Regions from separate parts of the Homo sapiens genome. Here region 1 is linked to region 2. A link is a contact called in ENCODE Hi-C or POLR2A ChIA-PET data. All regions are on one chromosome and are shown on one strand. Each heading gives the region's core, a stretch centred on a gene start or an enhancer-like site at or near the end of the contact. The rest is flanking DNA. Distances are from core to core; before and after follow the strand shown. Region 1 has its middle 31 kb from the start of LINC01828. Region 2 overlaps MEIS1-AS3 (MEIS1 antisense RNA 3).

The links. A loop is a pair of places that touch in the nucleus more often than their neighbours do. ChIA-PET counts read pairs that join two places held with the same protein, here RNA polymerase II (POLR2A). Pooled maps may share reads with other maps.
Region 1: a pooled map of heart right ventricle shows a loop between it and region 2 (4-fold over the local background). The contact joins two enhancer-like sites. A Hi-C loop is called at or near these places in 1 of 168 maps with a recorded cell type or tissue (sigmoid colon) and 3 of 50 pooled maps. POLR2A ChIA-PET finds 5 or more read pairs at or near these places in 1 of 52 experiments (MCF 10A).

What each region holds. Positions count from the first base shown.
Region 1 is chr2:67,051,973-67,058,259 of GRCh38, forward strand. No RefSeq gene overlaps it. Among named protein-coding and RNA genes, the nearest start is that of LINC01828, 31 kb to the right of the region's middle. RefSeq lists enhancers at 1,970-3,703, 2,153-3,436. Within about 2 kb of position 2,904, at least 3 of the 41 ENCODE cell types and tissues checked have a DNase peak (open chromatin) inside an H3K27ac peak, as active enhancers do.
Region 2 is chr2:66,422,766-66,428,176 of GRCh38, forward strand. It overlaps MEIS1-AS3 (MEIS1 antisense RNA 3), which reads right to left. Exons shown (of 4, transcript NR_046438.2): 4 at 577-4,397. Among named protein-coding and RNA genes, the nearest start is that of MEIS1-AS3, 8.0 kb to the right of the region's middle. Within about 2 kb of position 2,831, at least 5 of the 41 ENCODE cell types and tissues checked have a DNase peak (open chromatin) inside an H3K27ac peak, as active enhancers do.

The DNA.
Region 1 (6,287 bases), core at 1,654-4,153, 630 kb after region 2:
TCCGTACATGGTCATCAGCCCCTCTGGCCCAGAGTGATTTCTTGACAATAGTTTATTAATTACTCAATTCAGTCACATGGACAATATAACTAAATTGAGAGATCACTAATACTTGTTACCTGATAAATTTAGGTAAGTACTCTGTAACTAATTGGTTAGTAGATAGTTAAAAACTTCCAAGTTTGTTTAGAATGAATGGTAAAACTGGTTCTGTATATGTTGCATAAGCCTTTCTGCCTCTTGCCCCTGAGATAGCCCCATTTCCTGATGATCTACATTCAAACAAGTTCATATTTATTTTCACTCCAGAAATAAATTTTGGTCAAGAATTTAAAGGGAGATTTGAGGGGTTTATTCAAAGTTTCACTCTGAAGCCACAGAAAACAATATAGCCCCATGGATCGCAAGTTAAATATCGAAAGGAATAGACATCATATATAATTTTTCATTTATTAACTAAAATATAAATCAAATGTAGAAGTTAACAAATATCTAAGTAAATTATAATTTTCATCTCTATTATTAGCAGTTAATGCACCTAGGTATAGGGTAGGCTCTGACAGTTGGAGTTAATAGTTACTGATATTTTTTATTATTTATTTACAAGGAAGTAAAAGGGAAACATTTTTAGAACTAATATGTGATTCTGGGTTTTTTATTTTTATGGATAATTCAAAGTAAAAATGCTCGTTATTGAATCTCAATGAAAGGTTTTTTTTTTTTTGACACAGGGTCTCACTCTGTCACACAGGCTGGAGTGCAATGGCATTTTCACAATTCTGCGCAGCCTTGAACTCCTGGGCTCAAGTGATCCTTCCACTTCAGCCTTCCCAGCAGCTAAGACTACTTCCCAGCGGCTGAGACTATAGGCACACAACACCATGACTGGATTTATGTATATGTGTGTGTGTGTGTGTGTGTATATATACATATATATATATGTATGTATATATATGTATATATACACACACACACATATATATACACACACACACACATATATACACACACACACACATATATATATATACACATACACACACACACACACACACACACAGACACACACACATACATATATAGGCAAGATCCCACTATGTTGCCCAGGCTGGCTGCAAACTCCTGGGCTCAAGCAATCTCTCTTTCTGGCCTTGGCCTCCCAAAGTGCTGGGATTACAGGTGTGATCCAGCATGCCCAGCCAATAAAAATATTTTCAGAATTACCACCAAACAGTTTTATTGGTACTCTCCAATTTAGGGCATCCCATTATTGAGATTAGGTGAATTGGTCAGGCTCACCCAGTTGATTTTAAATATTTCTTTTAGGATTAGCTGTGAAATCTAACAGAGCTGGGTGTGAGTCTTCATGCCACCACTATGCACTATAAGATATTGGGCAGGTTACTTAACCTTTTTATGCTTCTATAAAATGGGACTTTCACCCACTTAATGCAGGTGTTATGAGGATGTAAGTAGCTTAAGGTAATGCCTGCCACAGAGTAAGTATTAGATTAATATTATTATTAGTAACGGTAGTATTCTTATTATTAAATAGAGAAATGGGACTAGGTGTTCCTCAAGATCTCTTTCAGTTTTAAAATGCTATGAATTCATGTTCCAGACAAAACTGACTTAAGATTTGAGAAAATTGTAATAAGACCATCTGTTGGCAAGAATTAGCCAACTCCAGGTAGATTTAACTTATACATTTCTTTATCATTGACCTTTGGAGAGGTATCAAGCTTTCAAGCCATTGTTCAAAACCAATTTCAAATATTACCATTGACTGCTACATCAGAAACATGTTTCCTATTAAAATAAAATATAGCCCATTTTTAAAAAATTGCCCTTAAGCAAATATCCAGGCTTTTAAAAATTAATTCTATTTCCAAAGTTATGCTTATACCATTAAGATTCCAGTTTGACTTAATGATATTGGCATAAACTTGTATACTCTTTACTAAGGTACAGCCCTTGACTTCCCTCTAGTACTTGTAAGAGCCTCGTTGGGAACATCAACTGAAACATTCCAGGGGAAGAGAAAAAATGAAATAAAACACAACCTGCCCGCCCCACCTGCCTCACCCACCATACACACTTATTGGATGTTCAAATCTCATACAGAAAAGCCCTTTGATTTCCTTTTAACCACAATCAGAACAACCTCAGACCAGCTTTCCCGACATCCATGTGCAATGTTGCTGAGCTGCTTACAACTTTACTTTAGGACTCTAACAAAGTCTTGGCAACTTGCTCTTGGAGTTTCTCAAAGCCACAGCAGTTCTTTCTCGCTTTTAATGAAATTCCTTTCTATTTCTCCAGGTATGACTCCCCTTGGACCAGCAAGGCATATTTTCTCCTTGAGTTAGGACAGCTTATGACAAATAATGATGGGGAATCAATAGACAGGAGGGAAATATTGGGTGAGAGGCTGAATGAATCTCTGAGATAAATTATTGACCATAGGCATGGCCAGTTCTCCTTTCACTTATATGTTCGTATTCCATCTCACTAACAACCTGAAAGAAAATCAAATATTTTGTTTGGGGGCTTCACTAATATCAGCAACTTTTACTATCTTAATGGCATTTTTATTGATCTCAGCTTTAATGGGAGCTGTATATATTTGATGTTGGTCATTTAAAGTAGAGGTGAGTAATAGACTTCCCCACTGAGGATCATAAAGCAGCTCCTTGTCTGGCAAGCACGGGAAGCAAATAGAAGACAGCATTTAATCTACTGTTCTACTGCAGTTATCAGGGGCTGAGATAAAAAAAAATTAAAATGTAAAGGTTGGCAATTCCCCACCCCCAGGCTTCTCACCCCCTCCTGTGTCCTATCCCCCTTCACCCCTCCCCATGCTGACTCCTGGGCACACTGGTCATCAGCAGACTAACAACAAAAGGCCATTGGTGCAATGACCTTGGCTGTGGCATCACGCACTGGAAGAAAGAAATGAAGCCATTAGACTGAGGCAGGAGAACAGGTTATAAATCAAGCCATTTCCAATAAGCTGCCGTAATGGCCATCCATCATTGCCAGCCCAGCACACAGCAGACCATGGAGACACTGGAGCTGCTAAAGCTGAGACATAAACAATAATAATCCGGGCTTGATGTTTCAGCCCTTCAGGAAATTTAGGGACATTTGCTTTTCTTTTGTTTGTCAGAGGTGATATTTAAAGCATAAGATGTAATAAATAGAGGATAGGTGACACACTGGTACAGTTTAGAAGCACTGCATTCTGGGTGGGATTAAAGGGAAAATCAAAAGCTAAATTCCAAAAATAGTCACTGCTTCTGGGATAAAACAAAATAAAAAGCAGACCCCCAACCAGAGAAACAAACTAAACATCACAATTTTCATGGAATGACGCTTAGATGTTTTTGGAATAGGTCAACAGGTCTCATTGCTTGGAGAATTATATCAATAGTGGATGGTGATTTTGTTTGTATAAGAAAGAAAGAAAATGGGACAAGTGGTTCAAATTTGCATTTGTAACCAGGTTACAAGTGGTTAACTGGAATTAGATATGTAAAGGCTGTGTCTTTTAATAATATCCTATTGCTCGCTTCTAGGGTGTGATTCACCATGGTGTGTGACCTTATGGCAAATATTTCAAAACAATGTTGTTAACATCTTAACTGCACTTGAGATTGTTTACTGGGGCTTTGGGGGGAAAAGATGCCAGGCAAAGAACTAGCTGTTCTTGTATGTCTTTTTTTTTTTTTCTGAAAGTCTTTAAAATGATTTCCTCAGGTTATTAGGATTTTATTTCAAAGCTCTGCCCATCAGAGATCACTATCCAGCATATCTTTCCAGATTTCTCATTTCTATTCCACAATGCTCACCCATCTCTATATCTTGATTTGATTATGCAACATATCCAGGCCATCTTTTTTACATTATATGATATTTTCCACTACAAATAATAATGCCAGTTTTCAGAAATATATTTCAGATCATTAAAAGCAACTAACAGGGTTGGATGGTCTTAAAATTTACAAGATAACCCTTATGGATTATGATGCTGTTTCAAACCACTCCGTAATGTAGTGGAGTGAACTTGTCTTGTACTAAAAGCCAACAGCAATTAAACTAAGCATAACCGAGAGACATGTTGCAACAACAACAGAATGTTCAAAGAGCAATTCTTTGAAATGTATGAAGGGATTCTAACTTTCCTTTCAAATTGGTCATTGCACTTTTAAAGCTCCGTATGTATGCAAGTCTTACAGGGTATTTGTGCCATAGTTATGATGCAAATACTAGAAGAAGGTTAAATAAAGTCCAATTAAACAGTGTAGTAATTGAGGTGAAAATCTATGATTTATGGAAATTGCCGTGCTTCTCAACAGAAAGAAATCAGTCACAACCAGGTAAGGAGATTTAGTCCCATTTACTTTCTTTTTACCCTAAACTTAAGATTCATAAAAGAGGAAAATGTAAACTTAGATTCTTATACATTGGTGAACTACTACTCTCAGAATGTTTTAATTATATTTTCAGAACAGAGTGAGGTAAGGTGATATGCCCTACAACAAATCAATGCAGGCAATAACCATTTTTCTTGCTGGCTGAAAAATAGGACTGCCAATTACAAGTTTGGGAACTGATTAAAATAGCTGAAGAAGCTGAAGACTCTTAATCAGACACATTTAGGGACATGATAAATTTTGATTCCAGGTAAGCCTGGAACATTTATCCAAAATGAATCCATCTGTTCTGACATTTTTTTTTTCTTTTTAGAGACAAATTCTCATTCTGTTTCCCAGGCTAGAGTGCAGGGGCAGGATCATAGTCACTGCAGCCTCAACCATCTGGGTTCAAAGGATCTTCCCACCTCAGTAGCTGGGACTACAGGTGTGGGCCACCACACCTGGTGTTTTCTGACAATTTTTTTTTTTTTTTTTTTTTTTGAGATGGAGTCTCACTCTGTCACCCAGGCTTGAGTGCAGTGACGAGATCTTGGCTCACAGCAAGCTCCGCCTTCCGGGTTCACACCATTCTCCTGCCTCAGCCTCTGGAGTAGCTGGGACTACAGGCACCCACCACCATGCCCAGCTGATCTTTTTTGTATTTTTAGTAGAGACGGGGTTTCACCGTGTTAGCCAGGATGGTCTCGATCTCCTGACCTCATGATCCGCCCGCCTTGTCCTCCCAAAGTGCTGGGATTATAGGCATGAGCCACCACACCTGACCCTTTTCTGACAATTTTTAAGAAAATATTTTAAAATGCCTTTTGGCTTCTCTGGTACAAAGACAGGATCTATCTAACTACTAGTGAGGGGAAATTAGGATGGATTTTTCTTTCATTTTTTTTGTGTGTTATCCTATCAAATTTGCACCCTCAGCTAAATGGGGGAAGAATTGGGTTTGTCACAGACTTTTCAAGAAAGCGTAAATTTTTAATGATTTGTCTAAATATTCCTATAATTAAGCATCCGAAGATGTTTTAATACGAATGTAATAGATTTGTTTTCTCATGAGCTGCTATTTAAATAGTCACTTATAATAAATATTTATAAGTGTTTATAAATAAAATATTAATTGCCTGAAATGATATTTTAATGCAGTGCTAACAATCAATGAAATATGCCGTAGCATGAGCCTGTCTCACAAAATGTTTTGGAGGTTCTGACTCTACACTGGCACCACCATGGTTGCCTAAGGGACAGGCATAGCTGTGGGGGTGTTTCCAGGGCTGCTCTTGGACAGAGACAAACCTCTCCAGATGTTAGGATTGTTAGAAATGCCAAGCCACACTCATAGGTGGGAATTGAACAATGAGAACACTTGGACACAGGGCGGGGAACATCACACACCAGGGCCTGTCGTGGGGTGAGGGGGTAGGGAAGGGATAGCAAAGTATAATTAAAAAAGAAAAAAAAAGGAAATGCCAAGGCACAAACAACTCAACGATCTCCCTCCTCTTCCTTCTGCACAAAATCTCTAACAAAAATGGTACCATCTAGACTATTACCTGTGCTTTGCACAGTGGAAGATTTCATTTTATCCTCTCAGGCACTTGTTCCAAAGCCCCAGTCTCTTTTTTGCCTCTAGCCCTCTAATTGTGAAACCTTTCAGAAAGAGAAGGACAGAGAACTGAGTGTTATCCAGGTTGCTCACAGCTTGTGCAACTTGTTCTGTGCCAAGGCCAAATTGGATTATGAAATGTTAAATAGATAAGGAGACAGGAAGAAAAGATTGTAAACAGTCTCTACTCAGTTTTGATCTGGATAAGAAAGAAGAAGAAAAATTAATGGTAGCCTTTTGAAATTTCTTTT
Region 2 (5,411 bases), core at 1,581-4,080:
AATTTCCCTGTCGGGAGGATCTCAAAGAAGCGGGGAATTGAGAGTGAATGAATTTTTTTTTTAAGTCCAAAGTAAAGTTTTTATGTTTTTATTCCCTGGAATATAAAACACAGATTTCAATGTTTTGAAGGTTTTTATGAGAAATTATTGCCATTTTTTAATTGAATCTGGTATATTTTTCAAAAATTGCCTGTTATAATAAATTCAGGCCTTAGAAATATCTAAAACTGTAGCAATTACATTTCAAAATGCTGTCGTGTAAAATAGAGACTTCATAGAATTTACTGATAGCAACAAGTATGGCAGTTACAGAAGTTTTACGAGACACAATTCCACTTTAAATGACAATGCTGAATTGCAAAACTAATTTCTTCCTAAAATTAGGGTTCATTGTTTCCTATTCATTAGTGTTCATTTCTTGATATCCTGAATAGTTCTGCTCTCCGTGGTCTTTGCGTGATAGTTGTTGAAAGGACTTAGTCATGCTGATATATAAAGTTAAAACTGTTCAGAACACAGCATATGCTTCCCAAAGTGGGATAAAGACGACTTAAGAGCATATACACAAGCAAACCATTTGAAATATTTTAGTGTATTTATTGTAGTCTGCATTAGGAAAATATACAAAAGAAATCGTAACTACAATAAAATGTCTCATTTGAAAACACATTACTATGTTTTATTTTAGATGAGACTGTTTTTTAGAAAATAGTAATTCAGGGGGCATTAGAACAAGACAAAAACAAGTAAACAGAAAGATGTCAAAAGCACAAGATTATTTTTTGTTACCATTATATTTTGTCTGGACAACTTAATCCTTTTCCTACTGGCCACTGTGTGTAATTGGTTGTAGTTGAGTCAGGGAAACATTGCTTTTGGATAACTCTCCAACCAAATTCCAAAACATCAACCTCCTTCAAATTTACTCTAAAATAAGTATGATGTGTTAACAGTAAAATTTTTTGCTTGTTATGAAGCTATGCGTTTTCTGCCCAATTTTGTAATACAAAATCATTAAATATCAGAATCAAAAGTGTATTTAGAGATCAAAATACTGTAAGCAATTCATTTTGCAGGTGATTAAGTTCTTCTCACTCAATCAGCCCATCAGTGACTAAGCTAAAATTTGAACCCAAGTATCCTAATTCTCTCTGCCTCTCTTTCTCACTGCCACTATTGGGAAATCTTGACTGGGAACATTTGGATGTGCAAACAGTGTTTTCTAATAGAACCAATTTCCAAACTCATTCTTCAGTTTTAGCCTGTAATGACCAAATACATGCAAATTAAATAGCTTTCAAAAGTCTGGGTTCCTCAAAAGATTTTTTACTGAAAGACATGTGAATCAATAAGCACCTTTAAAATGCAACAGGCTTATCATAAAAGCTAGGCTAGGACATAGACTATAACCAAAGTTTAAGCCTCGAAGAATATTATTAGGTTATTTTTTGTTAATATTCCATGAGTTTTAAAACAACAGTAAACTTCACAGAGTTTTTTAAAAACAAAATAAACTGCAGATTACCAGTCTGCAAACAAGTATTCTATACCAAACTCTCAAATCAAGACAAAATTCAAGGTAACAAAAAAAATTAGAATAAAGCTAAAAATAATTAGGGCATGGTGAGAAGAGGATAAGTAACTAATTTGTTTTAGGAGCAAAATTATTTGAAGCTAAAAATAAAAATATTTCAGGAAGTGCCAACTCAATTCATTTTGCCCGGAAAAGATACCGGATATTCTTGCAAAGAGTATGGTAGCCTGGGTTGCAAAGGGGTTCGGGGAAGCAGGAGTAAAATGCTGTTTTTGTGAACCTGATACCTAAACATCCCAGTGGGGTATTGTGCCTGTTTAGACTCCAAGAAGCTGCTTTTCACATCCTTAAAAGACAGGCTGCCCAAGAGAGACAGGGTTAGAGGGGATGCTGTTTTTAATCCTGGAGTAAATAAGGCCTTCAATGTCCTACCCCTGCCCTAAGTGACCTGAGCCAGTTCTCTGCTTAGGGTCACTTAGTCACAGGAAGTTGATGCAAAAGGCCTGTGGTGGTTGTTGTTTGCCTTGTTTTGTTTTGTTTTGTTTTGCTTTATTTTGGAGAAGTAGCTGGTTGGAGATGAGCAAGGCCTAGAAGATTCCAGCACTTTCACCACCAAATACAGGTTCTCCCTGCTGTTTCATTTCTTCAAGCTCCCTACCTGGAGGGGTCTTCTGCATAGCGGTACAACCTCCTGCCTTGTGTTTCCCTGAAGGGGCTCGGTGATGGAGTCAGGGATGGAGCAGGGAAGGAGGAAGGATGGCGCCAACGCCCAGCCCCCCCACACTTGCACACTCACACACTGCCATCACACACCCATCTGCTTCTGACAGAAGACAAGCTCTGACTTTTGGTCTTCTTAGGAAATAAGAAGAGTAAAAAATGTTTCTTCCGTAGTTGTGATGTTTTTCGTAGTTCAGGGTGTGTGTGTGTGTGTATGTATGTGTGTGTGTGTGTGTGTGTATAAAACCATCTTGAGGCATACAGAAAAGAAAAGGAGAGAAGAAATTGGATACTTCACTTAACCTATCTGGGTCTCAGCTTGCTTATCTGTGCAATGGAAAAGTAGAACTAAATGCCTTGATTTAACACCCTTATCTACGGTGGGGAAGGAGCTGTGAAAAGTGGTCCCTAGGCAGAGTAATCACAGCCCCCTACCCAGTGGATGATGACTCCCACTGCCTAGAGCAGGACAGTCATTTACGGGATCACCTAAGGGACATTTTGAAAGAGGATGTGTTTGCCTCTGGCCTCAATTGTCACCGGAACGCGCGCGCGCGCGCGCGCACACACACACACACACACACACATTTTCCCCACAGGGATTGTTTGCCTATGTGAACAAGTGGAAGCAGAAATCGCTCTTCCGAATTATTTAGGAAAGCCAACACGCAATTATGCAAAAGTCTAGATAAGGTTCTCCGAAGCAGAAAGCAGCAGCGCGGGACGCGGGTTTCCCCTTCTCTGGCGAGTACCAGTGCTGGGAGGCTGTTTATCTGTGTCCTGGTGCTGGGACAGGACGCAATCCAATTCCAGCTCTCGGTCGGTTCTGCCGCTCTGTCCCCGGTTCTGCAGCGCACTCTCTTACTCCCTCTCTCAGTAGTGTCCCCGGCTGTCTCCTTTCCTCCGTCTCCCGGTCCTCTCCCAGCGTCACCCCTCACTACCTATACCCCCGCGCCCTACCCCCACCTGGGGCGCTGGGTTCCACGCCTCCTCAAGAGGTGTGAGCGCCCGCGCTGGGCGCCCGTAGCGCGGCCCTCCTGTGTCCCCACTTCCACCCGGCGGCCGCTGGAAGCCGGGAGAAGGAACGGCACCAATCCCCTCACGCTTCTCCCAGGACGTCTGATCCCATTAGCGCACCTGAAATCACAACCTTGGCCACAAATGCGCGCTTGTTGCGACCCCTCCGAGTGGGCCGCCGTGCCGCAGGAGCCACTCTGGGGCCGGGGTCCCCAACCTCTCCCCCCTGCAAGTCCTAAAAGGAATCGTAGAGCAATTGATCTCGGAGGAGATGAGCGCACCCCGGGGCTCATTGCTGCCCCTGAGGAAGAGCCGTCCAGGAACGGAGGCGAGAAGCTTCCAGAATTAGGCCAAGAGGCAGGTGGCGGGGTGATCCGGCGTCCCCGAGTCCAGCTGGGGAGAAAGGCGCCCTCGGATGCTCAGCCCCAAAGCAGCAGAAGACAGAAGCCGGTGCGCCATCGTCGCTGCGCCCCAGTCCGCGGGTCCTCGCGCTCCTGCTCCGGCTCCCGGGCTGCCACCCACCGCTGCCCAAGCCTGACCAACTCCCAACTCCCTCCGGCACAGGCTGAGGCGACCCCCAAAGAGAAAAATAGGATCGCAGTCAAAACTGGCGGGGATGGGGCACACTGGTGGGAGAGGGGACCTTTTCACCTTTTGCTCTTCCCAGGGGACACAGTCCCCCAAACCTACGTCCCTGCGCCAAACCAGGTGCGAGCAAACTCCGCGGACCCCGCAGCTGGAAGTGCATCCTGCCGGGACCCCCACCCGACCCAGGGAGTCAGCGCGCCCCAGGGTGCAGGCAGGCCCAGGGCTCTGGGTGGCTCAGGGCACGGGGACCGGATCGCGCTGCAGAACACCGCCGGGACCCGGCACCCGGACGCGCAAGGGCGACAGGGCAGCCCTGCTGTAAGGACTGTGCCATGAGAGGTTCTCATTCGGTAAACAGTGGCCCTCCCAGAAGTGGCCGCCGACCTGCCAGTCAATGAAGTTATCCTCCGGGAGCTGGGAAGAAGGGGCGCCTCGCGGGGCTGTGGGCTCGGTTGCGAACCGATGTGTTTGTGGCTTATAAGTTTATTTCTCCCACTAGTTACCAGTGTTCAAATTGGCCCTTTCTCGCATAAATCGCCTGGAAAAAAAAAAATGATGTTTAGCTAGCATAGCCATATTCTGACGTTAATTTTTTTAAAAGGACAAAGAAAGATGATATTTGTTTTTCATTTTTAAATAAGGGCACAGAAAAGCACGTTTTCAGATATTCACAAGTGAATAACTACTCAGCAGGCGTCCTTCAGCTTCCTCTTGTTCTTTGCTCCTTTATGTTTTTGACGCTGCTAGAATTCTTTCTGCGCCGCAGGAAGCCTTCGATGTTTTCCTTATTCATTAGATAGCTCAATGAAATGTTAAAATATTTATTTTTGAATAATCAGTAAGATTTTTGCCTGAAGGTTTTCACAAAATATGCCCCTTTATCCAGTCGAACATGGATGCTAAGCATGGCCAGTGTGACTCATCCTGTTGCTTCAAAGGTAAATGTTTGCTATTAGTGACTAGAGCACGTTCGCCAGACCTCTTCCAGCACTCAGTACTTCAACTATTAGTTTAGAATATATCAAACGTGTATGCACTTGTGATTAGTTCCTGGAAGAATTTTCTACATTTTCAAGCTATTGTTATGAGGATTTTTTTTTCTTTTTGGTTGGTTTTCTGATCTAGACCAAACAGCATCTCAAAAAATGACTCCAAACAGCATCTCATAAAATAATAACCTTTCACAGTTCAGTGGTTTATACTAAAGTTTAAAAGACACCCACCACCAACACCTCCATTTATATAGAACAACTGAGGCTCTAATACAGCAGTGCAAGCAATCTCGCTGCTTTAAGTAGCCAATGTCAGTTCAGATTCTCTTGATGTATCTATATTTAATCCAATATTTTAAAGTCATTCTGACATAGTGCCACATCGAAATGTATATTGAAGTAGATCATTGAAATATATTTATGCACAATAAAATGTCCTAAAGCTGTCTCCTTTTCACTATTAGGTTTTTATTAAAAGACGCCCTAATACCTAGTCAAGTGCTGGCAAGTTTTATTAAAATGCGATAAGGAGTTTTAACTTCAGAAAAGCACATGAACAA